Linked DNA regions of Mus musculus: region 1 is linked to region 2. A link is a contact called in ENCODE Hi-C data. All regions are on one chromosome and are shown on one strand. Each heading gives the region's core, a stretch centred on a gene start or an enhancer-like site at or near the end of the contact. The rest is flanking DNA. Distances are from core to core; before and after follow the strand shown. Region 1 overlaps Mef2c (myocyte enhancer factor 2C). Region 2 holds the start of Mef2c (myocyte enhancer factor 2C).

Evidence for each region. A loop is a pair of places that touch in the nucleus more often than their neighbours do.
Region 1: a loop to region 2 is called in a map of adrenal gland, with 4 times the contacts of the local background. The contact joins the enhancer-like site here to the promoter of Mef2c in region 2. A Hi-C loop is called at or near these places in 14 of 37 maps with a recorded cell type or tissue (CH12F3, T-helper 17 cell, adrenal gland and 4 more).

The regions. Positions count from the first base shown.
Region 1 is chr13:83,563,923-83,567,958 of GRCm38, reverse strand. All of the region lies in intron 1 of Mef2c (myocyte enhancer factor 2C), which reads right to left. Among named protein-coding and RNA genes, the nearest start is that of Mef2c, 41 kb to the right of the region's middle. Within about 2 kb of position 1,603, at least 2 of the 3 ENCODE cell types and tissues checked have a DNase peak (open chromatin) inside an H3K27ac peak, as active enhancers do; they include heart and left cerebral cortex, where a contact is called at or near this core.
Region 2 is chr13:83,523,315-83,527,209 of GRCm38, reverse strand. It overlaps Mef2c (myocyte enhancer factor 2C), which reads right to left and starts at 2,467. Exons shown (of 11, transcript NM_001347575.1): 1 at 2,130-2,467.

The sequences.
Region 1 (4,036 bases), core at 354-2,853, 42 kb before region 2:
GCCACATGGCTCACGGGCTTCCTAACAGCCAAGCTCTGTTTCATTTACACATTGTTCTTTACCATGGTTTATTTTCTTAAAGCCAATTAAGTATGTGTCTTATCAAGTGGAACTAAATTTCTGTGTGTAAGTTGGCTCAAGATGGAGTGTGTGGATTGACTTTGCAGTCCCACTGTTGCAGGACCACACAGGGCTTGCAAACCCAACCTCCCTTGGTGTGATAGCGCTAATGACAAAGACATTTTGAGATTACTTACTTGTGCTGAAGATGGCTCTCCATTCACATTCTCAAAATAATATCCATCTTTATACAAGTCTAACTAATATTAACCAATTATAGCTTTTCACTTGCATCTGTATTTGCAAGTTGGGACTGACTCTATTTTTAATCATTTAAAAGCATTTAAAAGTAGCAAATTTTACTGTTTTTTTTTTTTAAGCAATAGCAATCACTTCTGAAGTTAACCTCCCCTACCCTTAATTTCTTCTCTAATTTTTTTCACAAATGCTCAGTGTAAGCCTCGTACTGACGTTCCCAGGCAGTAGCAGGTAGCCTCAGGAATTAGAGCTCATTGGCTGTGTATTACCCCAGGGAAATAGCTGATTAAAAACAGCCTCCCGAGGAGAGCAGTGCCTAGTCACATTTGGCTCTGTTAACATCTGGCTCATCTTATCTAAACTCCTGATGCCTATATGGAAATCGACCTCTGGCTTTGGTTTGAAGAACTGCAGTTTATCTAGAGCCCCTTACATGACATGTTGAGGCAGAAAACATTTAAATGAATCCCAATACTACTGATGTTTGACGCAGGCACTGAAGACCTTAATCAATTACCTTGACTAATTTCCCATGATTATACACAAACACACTGCGTTTTTGTATCTGTTCTAATTATAGCTCTCACTGATCATCTGTTGGTATTTGATACAAGCTATCTGTCACAGCTATCAGAGCAGATGGAGTAGAACATTTCTGTTCATCTGAATCATACATTAAACATTGACAGTAGGACAGAAAGCTGAAAAGGCTGTTATACATCTTCTAGGATGTTAACCTCGATGAACACGTCTTGTTTTCATTACCTGACTGATAATGTAATATTGAAGAGGAAAAAGAATATAATGAACAACAAAATTTCTAACATTCCAACGTATTTGTCAACACCTAGAGAAACACTTACTTCCAATGTCTTTATAACATTGGCCTTTCTACCTCATCATCCTCTCAGATAACTCGCTTCCCTCAAAGAGGAACATTCAAAATGTCTGCTGCAACATGCTGTTCATGTAGAAAGTACTAGTCAGATTTACAAGTGACTGACTTAAAATGTGGAAGAAATGTTCTGAAATCTCAGTAAAGCAAAGCAGACGCTGGGATGTTGTATTATGAAATATTCCTCACTGTATTATAGTAATCTCCAATAAGATTTGATGTTAATTTTAGAGCATGTGTCTGCTAAAAAGGGCAAACCCTGCAACAGATTTAGTACAAAGAAGCTGAAAATATCCTGTGGAAAAAAAATCTGTAGCAAAATCAACCAGCTCCAATCCTGCCATTACTCAGCACTGCAGTGACGTGCGGATGTTTGTAGTGGTTTGAGGAGCCAGCAGGGGTGGAAACTTGACGTACTCGACTCCAACATGATTGCAATTGAACCTCATCAAAGTAAGAGCTCATAATTTGTCACAGAAAACAGCCAATTAACATATGTTAGAAAAAGGCTTCATAAAGATAATATATGATTAAAGACCCAGCACAGCTGTTGAAACTCAAAACTATGCATTTAAAAAAGAAATCTCAGCCCAAGCTTCCGTATGGTTAAACTGATAATGGCTACTATGATTTTTTTTTTTCCCAAGTAGAAAAATATAATTACAGTGCTTCTTATAAGTTTGGGGTTGTGGCAAGGGAGAACTGGGTACCGTGGCGGTATTTACCACGCCTTACTCAGTTCTATAAATAGTTGGAGCCCTTGCCAGCACTCTGTAGTTACTTTGTTATAGAGCTATTTTAAAACACAGACCTTCATTGTGAGCTAAATGGCCTTCAGGATGCACTTTGTAGTCAGTGCATTCCTCTCCCAACTGTATCCTTCCTTTATCTGTGCAAGACTCCAGGACAACCAGACTCTCCACACTGCAAAACATGCCAGGGCTGTGTAGCACACAGATTTAGCACTAGAGAATGCTTGTCAGGGATAGGGGGATCAGGCAAGGGTGGCAGCAAACTTCAGAAATGAGATTAAGGTGCAGCAGGCCTCTTCCAGGAGGATGGAGTTCCAGCTCTCAGCCATCGATTTGGGGAAGGCTCATCGCTGTCACACATTTAGTACACTCTGATAGCAAATTTTAAACGAGGCTTGAGCTTGGATTATATTTAAAAACAAAATCAAATTCTAGCTTCATTGTCATCTTGCATGGGCCAAACTCATGGCTCTTAAAAATATAGAAAAATGTCTGTTTGTTAGTCAGAGAGAGAGAGAGAGAGAGAGAGAGAGAGAGAGAGAGAGAGAGAGATGAATCATGATAGCTCAATGCCAGAGACATCACTGGGAATGCAACAGAGAAGCTTATACACTCCAGCAACAAGTGTCAATACAGGAGCTCAAACAAACACTGATGATTTAGGTAGTGAACCTCTATGGAGAAAATGCTATAGAACAGCAGGCCAGGGGTGAGTTGTTACAGAAGCAAGGAGGTGGGCATTTACTTAACAGCCTAATAGGGTAGTGTGACTTTAGAAGACACCAGGAAGATGTAAACCACCTGTAGAGACGGGTTAGGACAACGAACACTCCTATCCTCTCCTGTCACAGTCCTGAGTTTGGCAAACTCAGTTAAATGACAGTACCCTAACCTCTGATATTCTCACCCGAAAAGTGGAAATAATAATGCAGTTGTTCTATTACGTAAAATACAGCGATGCTCATTTGTAAAAATTCACTTGAATAAAATTCAATTTAATAAATTTGTTGTTTAAACTTCTTTTTTATCATAATGGTATATAATCTTTGAAGCTTTCACAAAACAATGTGAAGTCAAAGGCCTCTAAATTGGCACCAATTGAATTTAACGATACATCTTTCTTCAATATACAGTTATTTTGTGAAAATACTGTCGATTGGTTGAAATTGTACCTGGGCGCATCGTTCATTTTTCAGTTGTGGATAGCACCATGACTGCCTGACAATATACTCAAGATTACAACAAATTCAAATTCCAGTATTGTATAAAGACCTGTTTCTCTTTGTGTATAAATACTCTTTTTTTTTTTTTTGGTGTGTGGGGGTGGGGTTTCGAGACAGGGCTCTCTGTACAGCCCTGGCTGTCCTGGGACTCACTTTGTAGACCAGGCTGACCTCGAACTCAGAAATCCGCCTGTCTCTGCCTCTCGAGTGCTGGGGTACATCACTGGTGTAACTCAGTCATTTGCTCAGTTGGTTCATTCTCTCTCTCAAAAGACCTAACATGATACAATCAGCAGCTCTGATTGTGATCTCAGTATTATGTGAAAATCTCAGTGCTTTCTGTATTTGAAACGCTCATGTATCTACGTGTAGTCCGTCTAATGAGAGGTGTTACATAGCCTAAAGCCAAACAGATTAATTTCCAACTGAAAATGAAAAGACAAATTGAATTATCCACTATTTTTTAAATTGATGCATTTTTATAGAAAAAAACAAATTGAAAAATTATGTCTATAAGTATGAAGTTAGAGTAAAAGACATATGATTCAGTTTAATTTAAAAAATTGTGACACAGAGATGACCCAAAAAGAACTATATAATTTTAAGCGATGGAGATAAAATTTTCCTTTACAGTGTAGTGTCAAAGAAAGTAAAGTATACATTTTTTACTGTTCCCTTTTTCTCAATTTTTAGAAATAGTTGTACAAACTTGATCCTTTATAATAAGCCACTTTCTTCTTTTTTTTTTTTTATCTCATTAACACAATGAGTTTCAAAGTAAGTTATACGATTTGCCATGTGGCCTAAATTAATACTTCTTTATAAAGTTAAGGGTTCTAAAGAAGAAC
Region 2 (3,895 bases), core at 1,218-3,717:
TGGTTAATTAGTATCTCTGCTTGGGAAAGTTAATGTTCACGATTACATACTTTAAAAATATGACTAACTTTGAAAGGGTGGAAAGTTGCTTATTATGACATGGTCATTTGTTATTTCCACCAATACCAAAAACATTTATATTAAATTAATAGCACACCTTAATATTACCCTTCAATGTATTCACATGCACACCAACTAAGATGTAAATAGCGTAGTGAATGAATGAAGTTAAAACACTGCTTCTAATAAGGAGTGTGAGAACTGCATAACACATTCTCAAACTGTGAATCATAGTAATAAGAAAAGCATTTTTTAAAAAATAAAGTTCAGCACAATTTGAAGTAAAGATAACTGCCAACTACTGGCCCTTTAACTTGGGTACCAATTTTTTTTTTAATTATATGTTAAGTATGCATCAATGAATACTTTTAGAGTAAAGATCAGAATCCGATACAGGATTAAATGTATTATCCTTTAAATAGTACAAAACCTCATTGATTTCAGGAATTTTTTTCCCACTTGTGATGGGACTTAAGGACAACTCATTTTACCTGCCATGCACTTGCTTTAGGGCTACTTTTAAATTCAATAATTAATATGCTTATACTAGATGATAATAACGTGGTTTATTGCCTGCATTTTTGTAATTGACTCAATAGCTGCACAAGCATACCATTGGTGCCATACTTATACATATTGAACTACTTTTAAGACTAGCCAAACTGACATTATTTTTTAAATTAAATGAGAAATTTTATCTATAAATTGAAAATCGGTATGGCTTCAAGGTTAAGTGTGGCTCACAGGTGGTCACATTTCAAGTCCCAGCAAATCTCTAGGGGAGGGGGATTACTATGCCCCACACAAACGTTTTTACTCTGCAACACAATTCCATTGCAAGGTGCCTGTGGAGGGAGCCGGGCCACTCTTCTGGAAAGGCATGGAAATGCGACTGGAGTTTTCTTTACAGCACTTAGAGAACACATATAGTCACGAAGCATTTCATAAGGCAGTTACCCTTAGAGTTACTATCACATTAACGATAGTAAAATGCACTTTGTCTTAAAGCAATTCTCCACCAAGGACCAGTTAAAGAACTGGCAAACAGCCTGATTCTACATACACTGTCAGCATTTACATCCTGAATGTTTTATACAGAACACATCACATCCATTTCAAAAATGTGAGGGAAAAGGTTCATAACCATAGCATCTAGAACAGTACAAAATGGCTCAGACATAACAATTTCCTTAAGAATTGGTAGCCTTGCTCTGGAAAGGAAGTCACATTAGCATTGCACTCAAACACTTGCATAATACACAATAATACAATAAGCAATGTGCTCCGTCTCTATAGACTTCCTTTACGGCCAACTTTGTCACTTAGTTTAGTAACTTTCATCCAAAGTCCAAACAGAAGGCAGGCTAAGTGACTTAGTTTTGTTTGTTTTTAAATAGCTTAATATTTCCCTTGATCTAAACAACAGTGCACATGCTGAAATGCAAACATGAACTGTGCAATGCACAGACTACCATGGCCAGGGCAACTGCTTCTGGTCCCCACCAATTAAACTCTTTCAAGCCTGCACTTTGATGAGGGAAGAGGATGCACAAAAGGTGGCCTCTGGCAGACAGCCCTGCTTTAGCTTAAAGTCATCCCAAGGACTAGTGGCTCAGAATCCAAACCCAGGGAAAACCAGTCTTTGGGGTAACTCATAGGAACATCTTTCCACAGTGAACTAAGAGCTAAATTTTAAGACAGCGACTTCAAGGTCACAGAACAGTCTGTGAAATCCTAAAATACACTAGTATCCACGTTCTCCACCCTATCAAACATGCTAATGACAGGAACTAACTTCTTGAAACTTTAAACAAACTGATGTGACAGGAAGAGTCAGATGTGAATTCAATAGCAGATGGCAAACGGATACTACTATCTAAAAAGTTACTTTCAGACACACACAAGGAAATCGTAGAGTCTAAAGAAAAGAATGCACAACAAGCCTTAACTTAAGCCTTCCAGAAAGGAGTTGGATAGATAGACCCAGTGCCTGGAAGAGATTGGTGCAGATTTCAGAGACAATACACAAGCTATTTCTATTCTTTTGGAAAAATGTCAGAGGTACTTACATGAAGGAAGACACGACCAAATTAGTCCTTGGAATATTTTCCTTTCTTAAAAGAGAGGAAGAGAAAGAAAAAAAATAACAATAATCTTTACTTTGTCCAGCCTTGAAGTGCTTCTCCACTTGATTCAAAGCTGCAGGCACGGCGACCCACACAGAACCTTCAAAGTCAATCCAATAGCAGCCCGAAGATGTCTGGGTGTACGCGTGTGCTCAAGTGTCTGTGACTGCGAGGCGAGCGAGCAGAGAGCTGGAGACGAAGTGTGCGTGTGTGCGCGCGCGAGAGGGGGGCAAGGGGGAGGCGCGCGCGGGCTTGCGCATTCGCGCGCGCACCGAAGCCGCTGGAAGAGGAGGAGGAGAAAGAGGAGGAGGAGAGAGAGGAGGAGGAGAAAGAGGAGGAGGAGGAAGGTGGAGGAAGCGAAGGAGGAGGTGGAAGAGGAGGAGAAAGTGGTTGTCTGTGGCCGGTGGGATTAAAAGTAACCAGACTCGTCCAGAAAACTGTGTCCAGGAAGGAAGTGACTGGAGACGAATGGGAAAAGGAGAGCAGCTCATAGCCTTAGATAGGTCGTGTAAAAGAGCGGGGGGTGGGGGGAATGTAAGGATACTGGGAGGGGACGCGGGGGCGGCAAGCAAGACGGAGCACACGGGGCTGGGGTTCTAAGCAGCACGTACGCTCCGGTGCTACCCCTGTCCCCCAATTCATTTTATTCTTGCCTTTGCCTGGCGCTGCCTTTTCCTTTCCGTTTCTCTATCCCAACCAGCCCAAACCGTTGCCTCTCCTCCCGAGCTGGGGAAATCATCAGTTTCACTCTTGCAAAAGGGGGGCGGGACTAGAACCTCGCAACATTTTAATAAAACAAACATACTGCAGCTCCCTCCTCACCCCTCCAGTCTCAACTAGATTGATAAATTACTCCACTACACTACTTTAATTATGTATATGGTATGCAGAATAAATCACTGAACATCAGTACCTCAATCAAGCACTTTTAAATGATAATTGCATCTTGGTGAATCAATCTTTCCATTCCTGACATTTTGCTAATTTTAGTTTTACGGTGGGGTAATGGCACATGCCATACGCAAACCTAATGACAATTCTTTATTGCATGAAAGGGAAGACAACACGGGGAGCGGCGGCTCCCTGCCTCTCTCCCCGCCGCTACAGAGGACGCTAGGCTCCTGCGCGCTCGCTCCCCCGGGGAGGCTGCAAGCCAGCTAGCAGGAAAGTCCTTCTGAAGTCGAGATCTTCCTTCTGACCAATAGGAGCGCGACCCTAAGAGCTGCTCTAGTGACTCCCCCCCCCCCCGCCCCCTTTAGATTCTCAGTAGCCACTTCATCCTTGCTCCGGTCCGCGCGCGCCTCCGTTACTCACGCGTAAAAGCCACGATCCAGGATGTCTGCAAGCCTCGATCCCAGCGTGCGCTTCCTGCCCGCCCAGAATGTATAAAGCTTTTGGCCTTGAGAGTCAGGAGGGCTAGGCTAGAAAGTGAGCCGAAAGGATCCTCCAATGTTAGTAATAAATTAATTACAAGTTTTTGAAATCTCGACTTTATCCCCGGGCCATTAACTTTCGAATCAATCTGGACAAATTTACTGAGAGGACAGCTTCCTCGGAGAATGCCCCCTCCTTCCCTCCACACCTTACTGGACTTTATCCAGGTCATTAGCAAGTAAACCAAAAACAACTTCCCAAATGCATTAGGCTCCCCTGACCGATAGATAGCGGGTGACTTCACTTATCCTGAAGAGTTTCAGCTGCACAGGAAG